Regions from separate parts of the Mus musculus genome. Here region 1 is linked to region 2. A link is a loop called in an ENCODE intact Hi-C map of the cell type or tissue named here. Cell type or tissue: heart. All regions are shown on one strand.

Evidence for each region. A loop is a pair of places that touch in the nucleus more often than their neighbours do. Peaks named below come from ENCODE experiments on the same cell type or tissue, not always from the same donor. Only the 100,000 strongest peaks of a DNase experiment are listed, where the experiment ranks them.
Region 1: it touches region 2 in a loop (2.0-fold over the local background); 3 of 42 quality-filtered maps call a loop at or near these places.

Annotation. Positions count from the first base shown.
Region 1 is chr9:43,541,133-43,549,132 of GRCm38, forward strand. No RefSeq gene overlaps it. Among named protein-coding and RNA genes, the nearest start is that of Gm36855, 24 kb to the left of the region's middle. In heart, no CTCF peak of the experiment used is centred here; DNase peaks (open chromatin) are centred at 329 and 4,149.
Region 2 is chr9:43,670,083-43,678,082 of GRCm38, forward strand. No RefSeq gene overlaps it. Among named protein-coding and RNA genes, the nearest start is that of Gm29961, 29 kb to the left of the region's middle. In heart, no CTCF peak of the experiment used is centred here; a DNase peak (open chromatin) is centred at 3,389; H3K27me3 peaks cover 1,549 bases.

The sequences.
Region 1 (8,000 bases), 130 kb before region 2:
AGCCTAGCAGCTTTGAGACATTAGCAAATTGGCTGAGCAGGCTTTCTCAGCCGGGTAGTGATCAAAGTCAGGCCAAGATTCGGGGGGCCAAGTCTGTCCCATCGATAAGGGAGACCACCTATCTGGTGACATTGACCCCCAAAGCACGGCTCTGATTCAGTGTCAAATGCCAGCCACGACTGTGGGTTTGGACTCAGCCCAAAGACGTGCCAGGAGTCCACTTCAGAGGGCAAATCTCACTTCTGATGCAGGAGGAGACTGTGATAGGAGAGATGCCAAAGCTAAGAACCTTTGGCCCACTGACCAGGCAAAAGTGCAGTCGCATTGGCAGTGAGTTTACACCGTCAGCAGCCAAAGGGAGCATGTGCCAAATGTGGGCTGAGGCTAAGGAATACACAAACACAGTAAGGTGCTTCAGGCGATGTCCACACCAATCCCAGGAAACTGGTATAGGAGGCTTCTTAAATGTACAAACAGCCGATCTTTTGAATGTGCACCTAACTGTCCGAATCTCCTGGCTATGGTCAGCTTGGGACCTCCTGCTACGACTGTGTCTAGTGACATTATTCAAGCCTAGCAAGACTATCTTTAAGTCTGTAGTCAATTTTTAAAAATTGAAATGCATTGCGTCTAGGGCATTTCCCTAGAAACATATGATACAGTTTTTCAGTAGTTCAGGAAAAGCCTGACTTTTTAAGGATTTGTTTAACTAATAAGGAATCTGACGGTTTCCCATAACAAGATTCCCAAAGAAGGATATGGATTCAAATTGGTCAACACATTAGCGAAGTGACGTCATTCAAGACTGGGGCTCTACCCAGCTCATGTGTATCATAACAGTAGCATTATCTGAAGCCTGAGTCCCTCGGGTTCAGCATGCATCTATCAATTGTGACAATAGACTTCCTTGTTTCTATCTGTGGAGATGGAATGTGTCTCTTTAACTCATTGGTCCAGTTCGCTCAACCTGCTAGCAAATTGAGCCAATCGCCAGTGTCTATTCGGTGGAATGGATGTTGGGAAATATTAGGCATTCCTTCCATGTTCTGGTCTAACCTTGCTCTTAGTAAGGTTAGTGAGCCCGTTTGGACTTGGTGCATGCCAAGTGGAGCCATGCTGCTTCTTAGAGCTCTTAGTGACTATAGCCGTTTCCCTGTATTGTGGCTTTTCCAAGGATAACAGAATCTAAAGTCTTCCTTTATTTCTCAAGCTTAAGCACACACTCCACCCACTAACAGAATTCTTGAGAATGACTGTATAGGTAAGCATGCAGGGGCAAGCCTATGGGGCTCATTCACAGTGGACAAGTAGCGGCGGAGCCTACCTGACAGGAATGGGGCCTGTCTGGCTGAGATACTCATGTTCTAGTCCCAGCTCTCCTGGTTTCCCTTAGTTAAGCTCGATGGGTGTCAGCTTTCTTGTCTTTAAAAGAGAGTCAGTACCACTTACACAGCTCTAATCCCCGAGGAGCTGAAATGCTCCAAACTCTGAAGTCTTTTAACTGTTCTGACTCAGATTTCTGGTTTTCAGATTAAAGATGCTCTAACGTACCTACAGACACTTCCAAATCTTCAAGAATCAAACCGGGAAGTACTCTGGTCTCCAAAATTTCAGATCAGGAGTACTCAACCCAAAAGATTGTCATGGAGATGAAAGAAAACAGTGTCCCTGTGTTTGCTAAATATGTTCAATCTCACCCCCAGCCTCAGAGCCTTGTATTATCAGTTGGGCAGGGAGTTGGGGAGACTGTGGGCAGGAATCCATGCTCTTGCCAAGCATTTCTGGGGGATCTTGAAGCAGGCAGATGGACACCCCTGAGAAGCATGTCATCGCAGTGAGTAATGGGGTGCCCACTGTGTCCATGTCTTGTGTGAAGCTCGGTGATGAAAGACAATTTGGCTGGGAATTGAAAATGCCGGAACACAGCCATGTGTACCACCCGGCCTTGTCTTAAACAGCCTTCAGCTTTTAGTCCTGTTGTCATCCCCTTCCTTCAGACTTGGGGTGTTTTCACTGACGAGAAGCAAATAAAGGAGAGTCGGCTTTCCCTCCGGCCTTCCTCCCTCAGCCTCCCAGTGCTGACCCTAGAGAATGCAATCACCTCTTCTCTTGCTCCACGTCAAGTTCCGAGTTTGCTCTCTTCATTATCCCTGTAATTCCCAGCTCAGTGTGGACTGCGCGCAGTCAGTGGTACTCTTCAGCCATGCTATGTCAGGCTTAGGTTTGAGGGACAATGTCTTTTCCTCTTCTGTCCCTTTATTATCTGAGCACAGCATGGGGCCCTGTCCACCCAGTGTTTTCTTCCTTGTGGTCCTTGGCTGATAGCATCATCTGAGAAACTTCTCAGCCTTCCCAAGCCATCTCTCTTCAGGAGGCCCTGTCCCCAGACTAGTGATGGCCCTTTCTTTGTACCCAGACAGTCCTTCTGTCTGAAACTCTACAGAGAAAAGTCTACTCTGGTCGGGCTTACATTTCCTTCTTTTGTCTCTTAGGGACTCTGAGATGACTTGTTCCCAATCTCCTGGTCTCATTTATCTGATGATGAAGGAAAGAAGAAGAAAAAATTCATACCCTAAGATTTGATGGCTGAAATAGCAACCATCCATTTTCTGTGGATTCTGCCACTGAGGCAGGGTTTAGAGGTCACCTTCACAGCTGTCATCAGTGGGTGAGCTGGGACCCAGTTTCTCTCATTTTTTAAAAAGATTTGTTTATTTTATGTATATGAGTATACAATAGCTGCCTTCAGACACACCAGAAGAGGGCATCAGATCCCATTACAGATGGTTGTGAGCCACCATGTGGTTACTGGGAATTGAACTCAGGTCCTCTGGAAGAGCAGTCAGTGCTCTTAGCCACTGAGCCATCTCTCCAAGCCCCTAGGCCTGGAGTAATGGGTAACTGAGGTGACTGTCATAAGTCCAAAGACCTCTCTCAGCTGTGAGGTGGGGAACAGCTCTGGACTTCCTTACACAGCTGTAAGAAACCAAGAGGAAGAACACAAAAGTCTCTTAAGTCCTGGGTTTGGAGGTCACACAGCGTCACCTCCATGGCCTCCCACTGCTCAGAATATTCTGGTGGCCTGCCTAGACCAAGGACAGAGAACAGCCTCCAGCACTTGAGGGAAGGAGATACAAATTGAACCCTTTATATATAATCTTCCAGCCTCATACCCTTCTGCCTATTGTGAGGCCTTGCATTGATCAGTCTGCAAAGAATACAGGTCTTGTCTCTGGAAAAAAACAAACAAACAAAAAACCCTCAAAAGCTGGTGGAAGACATAGCAAAGGAGAGCCTTGCCACCTGATGTGAAAATTGATAATAACGCCATCATCTTGGAAGTATTTACCACAGTCACTGGGCTTCATCTTGTTGAACCATCACTGTTATGTTCTGGGGGAGCACATGTTATCTGTCAGAGGGTTATCTTAATTAGCTTTCTATTGGTGTGATAAACACCATGACCAAAAGCAACTTGGAGAGGAAGGGGTCCTCCCCACCCTTACACATCCACATCACAGTCCATCCTTGAAGGAAGTCAGGGCGGGAACTCAAGGCAGGAACTTGGAGGTAGGAACTAACGGAGAAGCCATAGGGAATGCTGCCTACTGGCTTCCTCCTGGTGGCTTGCTCCATTTGGTTTCTTGTATACCCAGGACCACCTGCCCAGGAGTGGCACCAACCACAGTGGGCTGAACCCTCCCACATTAATCATTAATCAGGAACATGTGCCACAGACTTGCCTACAGGTCCATCTGATAGAGGCATTTCTCAATTAAGTTTTTCCCTTTCTGATGTGTTTAGATTTGTGTCAGGTTGACAAAACCCAGGCAAACAAGGAACGGTGTTAGGTGCTGAAGAGAGAGGCAGAATTATGCCCCGGAGTCTCAGACACTGTTGGAACGGCTCAGCCAATAAGCAGATGAGGGCAGGAGAAGGAGGGGGACTACATAAAGTTTCTCTCCGTGATAGACACCTCAAGGCTGCTCTCCTGGGCCCTTGGTAGGCTGCTTGTGTCTTTTCTGTAACTTCGGGCTGAGAACACAGTCCGGGATGTCCTAGGGCTGGAGAACAAAGGAGTCACCTGCTGCCTAAGTGTCTCAGGGTCACGTGACCAGGGAAGCCTCGTTTCCCCAAGCCACACAGGAAGCCGCATCTCTGAAAACTCACCCATGACGTCAGCGCTGCATCCAGAAAGGCCCCTGTGCCTTCCTCCCACGCATTCCCCGCATTTACCAATTACTGAAAACAGCTCAAAATAGCACCTGTCCCTCCCCCGGGGCCGCTGCATGAATACTGCTTGTGATCATTTTCGGGAGGGATAGAGTCTGCAGGAAATCGGTCCAAAGAGAGGATTATTATCAGGCATGTGTGCCAGTGCCAGGTCTGGTTTTAACTGCCTGGATCTGGCCAGCATGCACTTTGCGGTTTTTTTCCTGCAAGACCTTCATGGGTAGCTGTGACTAGCAGTGCCATGGGAGGCCATAAGGACAAACTCAGCAAGGACAAGCTCCTAGCCCTGGGGTCTTCTGGAAACCATGCAGTGATCTATTTTCACCTTAGCCCAGTATCTCTCTAATCTAGGACGGTCCCAAAGATCCCAAGAGACTCCTGTGCCACCGTCCCCCTTCCCCCAGTTACTCATAAACTCATTGTAAAGTCTGCCAGAGTTGTGGGGAAAGATGCTTTTTGCAACACAATAAATAAAACCAACATAATAAGATAAATAGCCATCAGTAAGTTTGCAGAAGCCATGGTGCCCTTTGAGGATGAAGCTCCACATAACAATTAAATGAACGAGTGGATCTCTCCATAATGGAATTGGAAGCACACCAAGGACTATTGCGAACTGAATGCTAGCCACACGAATATGTTCTACCTCTCCGTGTATCTGTCTATCCATCATCTCTCTCTGCCCACACGTCTATCTACATGATAAATCAGTTAGTGTTATTTCCTTCCAGGAAGGACCTAAAACTGGGAAAGGGAAGGGCTGCGTGATTTGAATGACTATAAGAATGTGTGCATGCTGATATAATGTAAAAATTTAAAAACAAACAAACAAACATTGTAATTGGTTGTGGTAGTGCACGTCTGTGGAGGGACCAGAGAGGAGCCTCGGCAACACAGTGAACCCTTGTCTCAATAACAACGATAAGATAATAAATTCTCAAGCCAAACAAAGCTGGAGAGAATAAGCCACCAACAGATCCTAATGCAATCCATCCCTAATTTGAGTCTCAGTTTATTTGGGTGTCTCTTCTTCCTGGGCATCAGTCCTGCTCTGAAATAGATTGTCTGGCACCTTGCCTCTCCCCTATGTCACCCTCCTCCGTCTTCAGCTTTCATTTTACCTCCGGGCCCTTCCTTACCCCAGCCACACTATCCCAGACTCTAGAAGGCAACAGCACAGCTCAGTAGTCTTGGGTTCTAAATGCAGGGTTGTTCTTCATCTGCCCTGGGTGCCTTTGCCTAATATTCCCCAAGGGCCTTTCCTAATGATTTTTTTTTTTTTTTTGGTCACTTTCTTCTCTTCCTGCCTGGTGAACTCAGTTCTGTTCCCCTGGCCTCCTGCAAAACTGCCGCTAGGAGTAGGTATGTGAAGTGGAGACTCTTGGACCACTGCAGGGACAGGTGACAAGAGATACTGGATTTGTCCCCCAAGCCAGTGGTTGGTCTGTAAGACCCATAAGTGGCCTCTTTGTCTTGGAGTAAGCAGCCTGAGTGACCCTTTCAAGGAGCTTTGAGGGCTCAGGGGCCCTACACTGACAAGTGGCTGAGAGCTGGTTAGAGTCTTCCTGTGGGACATCCTGGGAGCAGAGCCAGTGAGCAGCCCAAGTGAGGAGAAGGAGCCATCATGAGGTCCCTCACTAAGCATCACCATCCTGTCTGTTCAGACCACCTGACCGGGCTCTTCTGGTTAATCTGCAGGACGACACTCTAGGGAGGGTTTCCAGAGCAGGGGCTGGGGCCGGGGCTGCCAGCACTGTAGCATTTGACTGTAGGAAATGGTCCTTGTTCTTGTGCAGAGAACTCTAGAAGAAAGAGCACTTGTCCCTTGAAACTGGCTCTTCAGACTTCTTTATCTGCAACTGTGCTCAGAGGCAGGTGGATGAATGAAATGACCCCTGATAATGACCCTGATAACGTGGGGATCCCACAGTGCCTGGGAACAAATGTTGTGACTGTAATCAGCAGGGTTTCTGGGGCCTATTTTCCCTTGGCGAGTTGGCAACCCACAGCTTACCTGAATTAGGTGAGGCAATTCCTTACCTCACAACCCTGCAGGTTGTCAGTTGTTCTTCAGGGGCTTGGCCATGTCCACTCTGCTGGCAGCCTGCAGAGCAGGTCTCTCTCCTGTTGTGACTTTCTTCCCCACCATTAGTACAGCACAGTGTACCTAGACTTCACACAGATGCCTTCTCTTCCCCTTAGCAAGGCTCCCTGTTCTTTGGCTTTTTCCAGATCCTCTGTCTATCATCACTGACCCAGGACTCTGAATATCTATTAATAATCACCCTTGAGATGACGCAATCCAAAATGAGCAAAACCACCACAATATTAACCGCTGTGGTGGGGTGTGGGACAGATGTGTGCACTGTCTTGCTTGTAAGGGGGGGTGAAGGTGCTGAGCGGTAGCAGCTGATGCCCCTTCTGAGGGCATTAGGACCCTCCTCAAACAGGAGCCAACTCCAGGGACACAAGGAGCAGAGAGGGGTTGGTAACAAAGCCACTTGGAGAGCTGAGATGCTGCTGCTTGGATTATCATCAGCTGCCAGTATCTTTGCATAAGTACTGGTAGGTGGATGTCTGGTCAAAGCTGATGTGTGGGTGTTGGAAGAAACAATCAAATTGACGTGATTTAAGAACCGAGGGTTATTTTGAACTCTTTCGTTCCCATTTGAACGTCCTCCTTTTTCTAAAAAAAAAAAAAAAAAAAAAAAAAAGAAGAAGAAGAAGTTTTTTTGTTGTTGTTGTTGTTGTTTCATTTTTTTGTGGGAAACCAGGAAAGAGGAGGAAAATTGGTAGAGAGAGGCTCAATTCGTTCCTGTTCTGTTCCTGTGCTTGGAATATTGCCTGGATGCAGGGGCATGGCCAAAATGACCCTCATCATCTTCTCACAGGGCAGGAAGGATCTCGGCTAATGGTTTCTTGGAAGCAAGAATGATGCCCCTGTGGCTGGAAGGGAAACTTGTAGTTATGGTAACCATGCGATTCAGTTTCCCCATGTGAGTGGGTGGTCCTAGTTTATGAGAAGCAAAAACTGGGGTTCAGAAAAACACTCAAAGCCAGGCACCAAAATGACCAAAAAGAAACTAATAGGGCAGCTCCAAGTCTTGGTAGAAATGCAGCAACGCTCTTGCCAACCCCCACTGCCTTTCCTGTGGGGAAGGAAGGTCCCACAGATAAGAAAGGGTCTTGGAGAATGTGTGTGTCAAGAATGAGAGACCTGTGAGGATAAGGGGGTGGGGGAAGGAAGCCTGTTTCACAGAGCAGGAGGATGGAACACAACTATCATTGATTCGTCCGATTAAGAACTGGGCATATTAAGCAGATTTGGGGTGTCTTGAAGGAAAGAACAGTCTAATAAAATATTTTAAGAGACCGTGAGAGTCAAGTCCTCTCCTATTCCATTCCTACCAACTTAGGCAATCCCTCTCATCTTTCCTGACCAGAGTAAATGCCAGCGGTAATTTTTAGATTAGGGTGTTTCCTCCTACACCAGGACTTTTCCAGACTTTATGACCCTAAGCACAGCTGCTGTATGAAGCCTGAGAGCCCCTTGCCCAAGCCCAGTTACCAAGAAAAGATATCACGGTTTCACTTGGCAGCCAACAGAATCCTCCAATCCCACGTTGGACTGGGAAGCCAGATTTAACTCACACAGTGTTTAAGACACCCAGGAGCAGAGACATGCTACTGTTTGCATAAATGTCCTCCCACTGAACTTCCTCCCTGTCCATCTGTCCCTTAGCTGTCACACTGCTCAGACCGCCTTG
Region 2 (8,000 bases):
AAAGGCAGAGTTGCCACCGAGCTGCCTTGGTGGGCAAGACGGGCAGTGGCCAAGAGTGGTATGGGCATGGGTACTCAAAGATGGTTAGAAAAGGATCCTAAGCCAGGCGGTGGTGGCACACGCCTTTAATCCCAGCACTTGGGAGGCAGCAGCAGGTGGATTTCTGAGTTCGAAGCCAGCCTGGTCTACAGAGTGAGTTCCAGGACAGCCAGGGCTACACAGAGAAACCCTGTATTGAAAAACCAAAGATTAAAAAAAGAAGAAGAAGAAGAAGAAGAAAGAAAGGATCCTAGGGCTACCATCTGAGCTCCTGGCTGGCTGGGCTGTCATTTCTTGTACAGGGTTAGCCAAGCCCACTGACTTGGAGGTGCCACCACTCAGGCAGCAGGACAGCTCTGCAGAGATTCCCACTCTGGCTTAACCCAGACTCTGCCACCATCTGTGTGACCTCAGAACAGGGCTGGGGTGTCTTCCCTTTCAGGACCCTCTTTCCCCCCTCCCCTGACGCTTCCCCTCCCCAGCCTCCACCTTAACCATCCCTCAGGCACATACAGCTGTTCTCTCTTCACATTCTTCACAGCTTAAGGGGGGGGTTCACCTAGGAACCTCCCAAGCCCTCAGGAAACACACCCCTCCAGCCCCCGCACCCAACTGACGTTCTCACGGCATCTGCTGACTTTTGCACACTCATTCTGCTGGTGACAAGAATAACCCCCACCACCGCCTCCACCCCTTCCCAGCCAGATAAAAGGATGAAACACTGCTGAACCTGGGCACAGGGATAAGAGCCAGGGACTGGAGAAGGAAAGCAGAGGTCCTAAGCAGACAGCTTTGGGAAGACAGCTCCTGTCCCTAGGTCTGGGATTCTAACAAAGAGTGAAGCTGGGTCCTCTGCGCTACTCTATGATAAAGGACACTATGAGGAATGAATGTCCTAGGGAGTTGTGTTGGCAATTGAAGGGGAAAAGAACCTGCTCTAAGCCACAGAGTTTGGCTCTCCAATGAACAAGACCTCCAGCAGTGCCACGAAACAGCCCTGCCCTCTCCTGAACTCCTCTTAGGCCACTCCTGCCCTTTCTTCCAGCACTGCTCACGTCTGTCCTGTAGGAAGATGTCCGTCCATGTTCCAGCTGCTGGGCTGAGCACAGGCGGGAGGGAAACTGAGCTCCTCCAATCTTGACTTCGCAGCGATACAGAGGCAGAAACTGAGGCGGACATGGACGCAAACCACAGCGAGCAGTCCTTAGCAGAGCATGGGTCCTTTCTGTACCTCAATTTTCTTAACTGCACAATGAGACCAGAATGCCTGCCTAGCTGTGCCATGGGGTCAGTAGAAGGCGCCCCTGTGAGTACAGGGCTCTCTTCCCCCTTGATCCTCCTGGAGCCAGGCATAACAATCTGTACCTTTGATAGTGTGTTTGAATGAAGGAATTCCAAGTGCTTTAGTCGCTCGCTGTTCATTGAGCTCTGGCTTTTAAGATCACATCTGAGCTATCAGGAAACCCACGTTTCCTGGGAGCCTGGCATAAGATAATCTTCACCCCTCCGTGCCTTGACCCTGTGCTGTAGAAGCCAGGGGGCCTTCTCTTCGGGAAACTGGAAATGGAGCTGGAAAGAGAGACTGTCATGATGGCCAGGCCGTAGCCACCTTGGCACCATGTCCAACTGCTCAAGGGCAGAAAGAGCAATGGCGAGTAAGCATATGTGTTTCCATGTCACATAGAAGGACCAAAATAAACACACATTTAGCACTAGAAGCCAAAGTAGGGAGGGCCTCCTCAGACTCCTGCTACACTCCTGCAGTCTGTTCTGGATATGAGGCTGGCTAACTTCCTGTCCCACACCAGGATTCCAGCCAAGCCCAGCATATTGCTGCCTGGGGTCCTGCAACCCCCTGAGGGACAGACCACCCCTGGCTGTGGTATAGGGGATTTAGATGGACTCCAAAGGTAGACCTCCTGTCTTCTCTATTTCTTGCCCAAGCCTACAGGGGGGTTACATGCTACCACGTAGAGGGCAGACATTTGCATTCGTATGTGGTAGCCCATGAGCGTCACACCAAGTTTTTGCAAACCGTTTCTTCTGCCCACCACTACACCCACATCCATATATAGTCAATAGTCATTCTCCCCAGAACCGGAAGCTGGTCAAAGGTGCCCTATAGTGAGTGGGGCAAGAACCTGCATTATTGAGGAGTATACGCATTACATGGGGGGGGGGGGGGTTCTATGCATAATGTTCCCTCTCATTTTGTTGGGGCCTATGAAAACTGGCAAGGAGACTGGATCAGGCAGAAACCCGCAAGCGTGACTTCAACATGCACCCCTGAGCACCCTAAGGGAAGGAACCTCCCTATCACACCCAGAGGCCCACCCAAGGGCTTCTGTCACAGCTGCTCACGCGTACCCGCAAGGCCAAGAATGAGGAGGCTCATGATTGTGCCAGGCTGAAAATGAAGCCGGCAGGCTTGTGGTTAAACAAAGATGACCACTTAGTGGCTAGGTTGGAGCAACACTCCTTGGCCACCCCTGAGGGACACAGAAAGTGCCACCTCCTCCCAGAAGTCTCCATGTGTCCTCCAGCTCCCCCCCCCCCTCACCGAGGCAGCTGTAGCACTGCATGTGATTTCAGGTTCCAATAGGAAGGAACAGTTTTCTCCAGTGTTCAAATGCATCTTTCACCTAAAGTGAAGACACAAGCCTGGATTTACATGTGCACTTACACACATACACACATGCACATACACATGAAGCCACAAGTGTGGACTTAGATATGCACATACATACAGACACACACACATAGTGAGGGGCGGTAGAAGTGGAGGTGGGGGTGGGGGAGATGGAGAGAAGGAGAGAGGGAGAGAGAGAGAGAGAGAGAGAGAGAGAGAGAAAGAAAGAAGGAAGGAAGGAAGGAAGGAAGGAAGGAAGGAAGGAAAGAAGAAAGAAAGAAAGAAAGAAAGAGAGAGAGAGAGAGAGAGAGAGAGAAAGAAAGAAAGAAAGAAAGAAAGAAAGAAAGAAAGAAAGAAAGAAAGAAAGAAAGAAAGAAGGAAGGAAGGCAAGCAAGCAAGCGAGCCTATCTCTGCCTTCAGGTCTTGGCTACACACACATCCTCATTTCGTTGTTCCATCAGCATTACTGACTCGGGGTGTGTGTGTGTGTGTGTGTGTGTGTGTGTGTGTGTGTGTGTGTTAGCCTAAAGGGTGATAGTGTGACCTCAGCCATGCCCTGGTGACCCCACAGCCCCAGGACTGTGCATAGTAAGGAGCACAGCTGAGGTAATAGATCTAGGTCAAACTTGCCCACGTGGGTGGGAGGAGCCCCCTGATCCCTCTGCTTTGCTGCCTGCCTGCCTTCAGGCCACTAGCCAGATAGACCAGAACAATGGCCTAGGCAAGTATCCAGTACCTATTTCCAGGGCCGTCCCTTCACAAAGTATTTAGAAGTGACACACAGGATAGGGACAGGTTCCAGCTGCAGAGGACATGGGGTTTTCCAACATGTCCAGTCACCTCAGATAATGTCATCTAGAATTTAGGGCAAGGCAGGAGAAGCCCAGGCTGAGACATGCCCAGGAGGGTGACAATCCACATACCAGCTTGGGTTTTGCTTTCACAGAGGGCTCCTCATTCTGCATACTTGTGTGTCCACAGTTTCAGAAGGGCAACAGTTGCCCTCAGCCCCATAAAGTAGCAGTGGAGCCGCTAGGAGTAAGTTTGGGTATGTCTTATGATGGCACACGCCTGTGTACACAAAGCCAGGGCTACTGGATGTGAGCCACGTGGATCTCTCAGCTATGCCCTATCAGCCTGAGATGCCTACCCAGGCTGTGAGACAATATTGCCGCATGCCTTCAGTTCGCATATACACTGCATGCATGCGCATCCAGACCGGAAGCCGATAGTCTTCTCAACCTGAGCTTTTTGGGCAGGGAGAGAGTCACATCTCAATGGCATCTATGGCTTCAAAAGGGTTAAAAGGGTTTGGTCTTTATGATAGGTACATCTTGCAGCTGGGGTATATAGACGGGCATTTCAGGGACTGATCTGGACCCTTGGCCCTGGATTCAGAGAAAGGCCTCTGTCTCTTTGCCTGGAGTGATGGGATGTTTCTCCATTCACCTACACTCCCCTCTGAGGGTTGGGAGACCCCTCCTCAGCCATCCTGCTTAGTCTTTTGTGAGGGAAAGCAGAGGGGAGAGAAGCTCCCCTCTACACTTCCAACATGCCAGCCTCCTGGCACCAGGTGGAGGACAAGAAGTGGGTCTGTGCCCCTCCGCACACCCACGCCTGGGCCTCCCTGCCTGCCTGCCTGCCTTCCAGAGTGATGAGTTTATCTGCACAGGACAGAGAGGTGCGTTTGACGGCTGCGATGACTGGAGCTGAACTCCTCTGTAAGCAGGTTCCCGGGGGAAGGGATGGGAGAGATGCTATCAGCCTTGTCAGTCAGTCAGGAAATGAGTCTTCCTGCTCACCCCTCCCCCTCCTTGCTCTCCACCACAGCCCTGATCTCACCTGGCCACCCAGAAACCAACGCAGGGAGCGGTAAACATCCCACAGGCACTGGGCAGGCACCCAGGGGACACACAGGGATGAGAAATAACTCACCCAACCAGCCCCCAAGAAAAAGGAAAAAAAAAATTTCCAGCAAGCGAGCAAAGCTTTCTGCCCTGTGCCAAGTTGAGCGGGTCTCAAAAACCTGTGATATGTCAGCCATTTGAAGATGAAGAATGCATCTAGGCTGGGAGGGAAGCATCTGGGCCATCTCTGGAGATGCCCCTGGGGACTGTCTCCAAGAACCACACCACACCCTCCCATATGGACTGTCAGGGTTAAAACTGACTGCTCCTTCCTTGAGGCCTGCTTTCCCTTCTACCCCTGCTCAAGCAGCCACAGCTAGGGTCACACTCAGTAGTTTGGGGTTCTTGGTTCCTCTTCTGAATAAAGAAAATAGGAACCACCAACCAAAGAGTACACATGGTGGGATTTATGGCTCTAGCTGCATATGTAGCACAGGGTGGTCTAGTTGGATATCAATGGGAGGAGAGGGAGAGTCCCTTGGTCCTGTGAAGGCTCTATGCCCCAGTATAGGGGAATGCCAAGACCGGGAAGTGGGAGTGGGAGGGTTGGTGAGCAAGGAGAGGGGGAAGGGATGAGGGGAGGGGGTTTTTAGAGGGAGACCAGGAAAGAGGATAACATTTGAAATGCAAATAAAAAATGTCTAATAAAATAAAAAAGAAAGGAAGGAAGGAAAGAAGGAAGGAAGGAAGGAAGGAAGGAAGGAAGGAAGGAAGGAAGAAAGAAAGAAAGAAAGAAAGAAAGAAAGAAAGAAAGAAAGAAAGAAAGAAAGAAAGAATGGAAGGAAGAAAGAATGGAAGGAAGGAAGGAAGACGGGCCTGGGTACAAGCAGAGCTAGAGACTAAAGCCAACAGACTGGCTCAGCCAGCGGCCCGTTTCTCTGGTTATAGGTGTAGCACCAAGCCAGAGGCTCAGGGGACAGCAGCCTCCCTGGTTTGGAGGAGAGTATAGCTTGGATGGTGATCTAGGTGGCAAAACGGAAGCGTGCCTGAGTTGGTGTCCACACCACGTCTGTGGCAGCTGTTGTGGCAGTTGGGGCTTGGCAAAGGTGAATGTCACAGGATGCAGGAGCTGAGAAGCTTGCCACAACCGGCAGCAATGGCACCCTGAGAACCATCAGCTGCCCTAACACAGCTTCGACTCTGTCCTGGGTCCTGGATCCTGGGTCCTGACTCCTGCATGCACCAGTGGGGACCTTGGCTCCTCTTCCCTCCCAGCCATCCCTAGGCCATTTAGGAAGAGGATGAGGGGCCTGAGAGCTTGGTGCTCCTCGAGACACAGATAGCTCCCTCTCCAGGGAATCCTCATGGGACAGGTGAGAGGGGGGTTCTTTAGGGTCCTTCAGGACATGAGTCTGTGCAAGGTTCCCCCTTTGTGACCCCATCACCTCCCCAAGTCTTGCTGACAAGTACCTCACTCTTCTGGTTAGGATGTTAATGTTAATGGTGGTGGGGCACAGATGCTCAGCCCACAGCAAAGTCTCAGAAGCGAGCCACATGTCACCACCCCAGAAAGGTTCTGGGCTTCCCCTCCCCCAACCATGACTCATTTCGGACTGCTCCAGCAAGAATTGGTGCCAAAGAGACCAAGTCAGCCTTAGGGAGGCATCTGGCCCAGGAAGCCAGGCCCAACTGTGTTGGTACTCCCAAGCAGGCCTCCCAACTTCCTTGAAGATGTTCTCAGTGTCTCCCTGCTATATGGAAAGGAAAAAAGCCCCCAGCCTGCTCTGGAAGGGGCTGCTGAGAACATCAGGACAGAGCCATGCTGGCAGCCACCAACTTGCACAGACTAAAAGCCTGGCAGGAGGCAGGACACGCACTGCCTGGGGTCCCCCGCCTCTCTCTACCTGCCAAGACCAGGCTGCCCCTGGTCTCAGTCTGGATGGCACAGGTGTCTTTTGAGCTGCGGTTTAGAACGGTACTCTGTTTTAATGAAGGTGACTGTGTTTTTCCTCTGGCCAAAGCAATGGCCACAAACTAGTTAGCAGTAACGAAATTTCATTCTGTAAAGTTCTTGAGCCAGAAATCCCAAACCCAGGTGTCAGAAGGGTTGACCGTCTATCTCCAAGCCCACTGGAGAATCCTCCCTCTAAGCCCTCCTTCCAGGAATTCCAGACACTCCCGGGTCTGTACAGCCTAGAGTTCCAGCCCAGCACTGCCAGGCCTTCCCCGGTCTTCTGTGTGCCCCTCTCAAGACACTTGTAATTGAACTGAGATTCTTCCCTGGGAATCCAGGATGTCTTCCCTGGGTTAAACATGCCTACAAAGACTTTCTTCTTCTTCTTCTTCTTCTTCTTCTTCTTCTTCTTCTTCTTCTTCTTCTTCTTCTTCTTCTTCTTCTTCTCCTTCTCCTTCTCCTTCTCCTTCTCCTTCTCCTTCTCCTTCTCCTTCTCCTTCTCCTTCTCCTTCTCCTTCTCCTTCTTCTTCTTCTTCTTTCTTTTTTTTTTTTTTTTTTTGAGACTAGCCCTGGCTGACCTTGAATTCACAGAGATTTGCTTGACATTGTCTCCTTCTCCCAAGTGCTGGCCTTAACGGAGTCTATCACACATCCAGCTTTTTTTTTTTTTATTAAAAAAAGAGCGGTATCAAAAGATGGCCTAGTCGGCCATCACTGGAAAGAGAGGCCCATTGGACACGCAAACTTTATATGCCCCAGTACAGGGGAACGCCAGGGCCAAAAAGGGGGAGTGGGTGGGTAGGGGAGTGGGGGTGGGTGGGTATGGGGGACTTTTGGTATAGCATTGGAAATGTAAATGAGCTAAATACCTAATAAAAAATGGAAAAAAAGAGCGTGAAGTGTGTGTGTGTGTGTGTGTGTGTGTGTGTGTGTGTGTGTATGGAAGTCAGAGGACAACCTACAGGAGCCTCGGTTCTCTCTTTCCACCATGTGTTGTCCTGGGATTTGAACTCTTGTCGTCAGGGTTGGTGGTAAGTGCCTTTACCCCACTGATCCATCTTCCCTGCCATGCAAAGACCCCCAATTACAAATCAAGATATGCTCTTGTTTGTTTGTTTGTGTGTGTGTTTGTTTGTTTCAAGATAGATTATCACAATGTAGCCCTGGACAGTCTGGAATTCACTTTGTAGAGCAGGCTGGCCTTTAACTCTCAGAGATCCACCTGCTTCTGCCTCCTAGGTAGGTGCTGTGATTAAAGATGTGTGCCTCTGTGTCCTGCTCAGGATAGACATATATGCCCCTATGTTCTGAGTGTGGACTTAACTTGGGGAGATGGACTATTCAAGCCCACTGCGATATATTTTATTTTCCAAATCCTACTACCATAATGTGTCATATGCTGAGGAGTATGAATTAAGAGTGGAATTCAAAGGTCACACTCTTCCCCCAAACTCCATCCCCTCCCCTCTTTCCTCATCTCAGGGTTTCTCCAGGGAATCACTAGACAAGCAGGCATCCTCTGCCACCATCA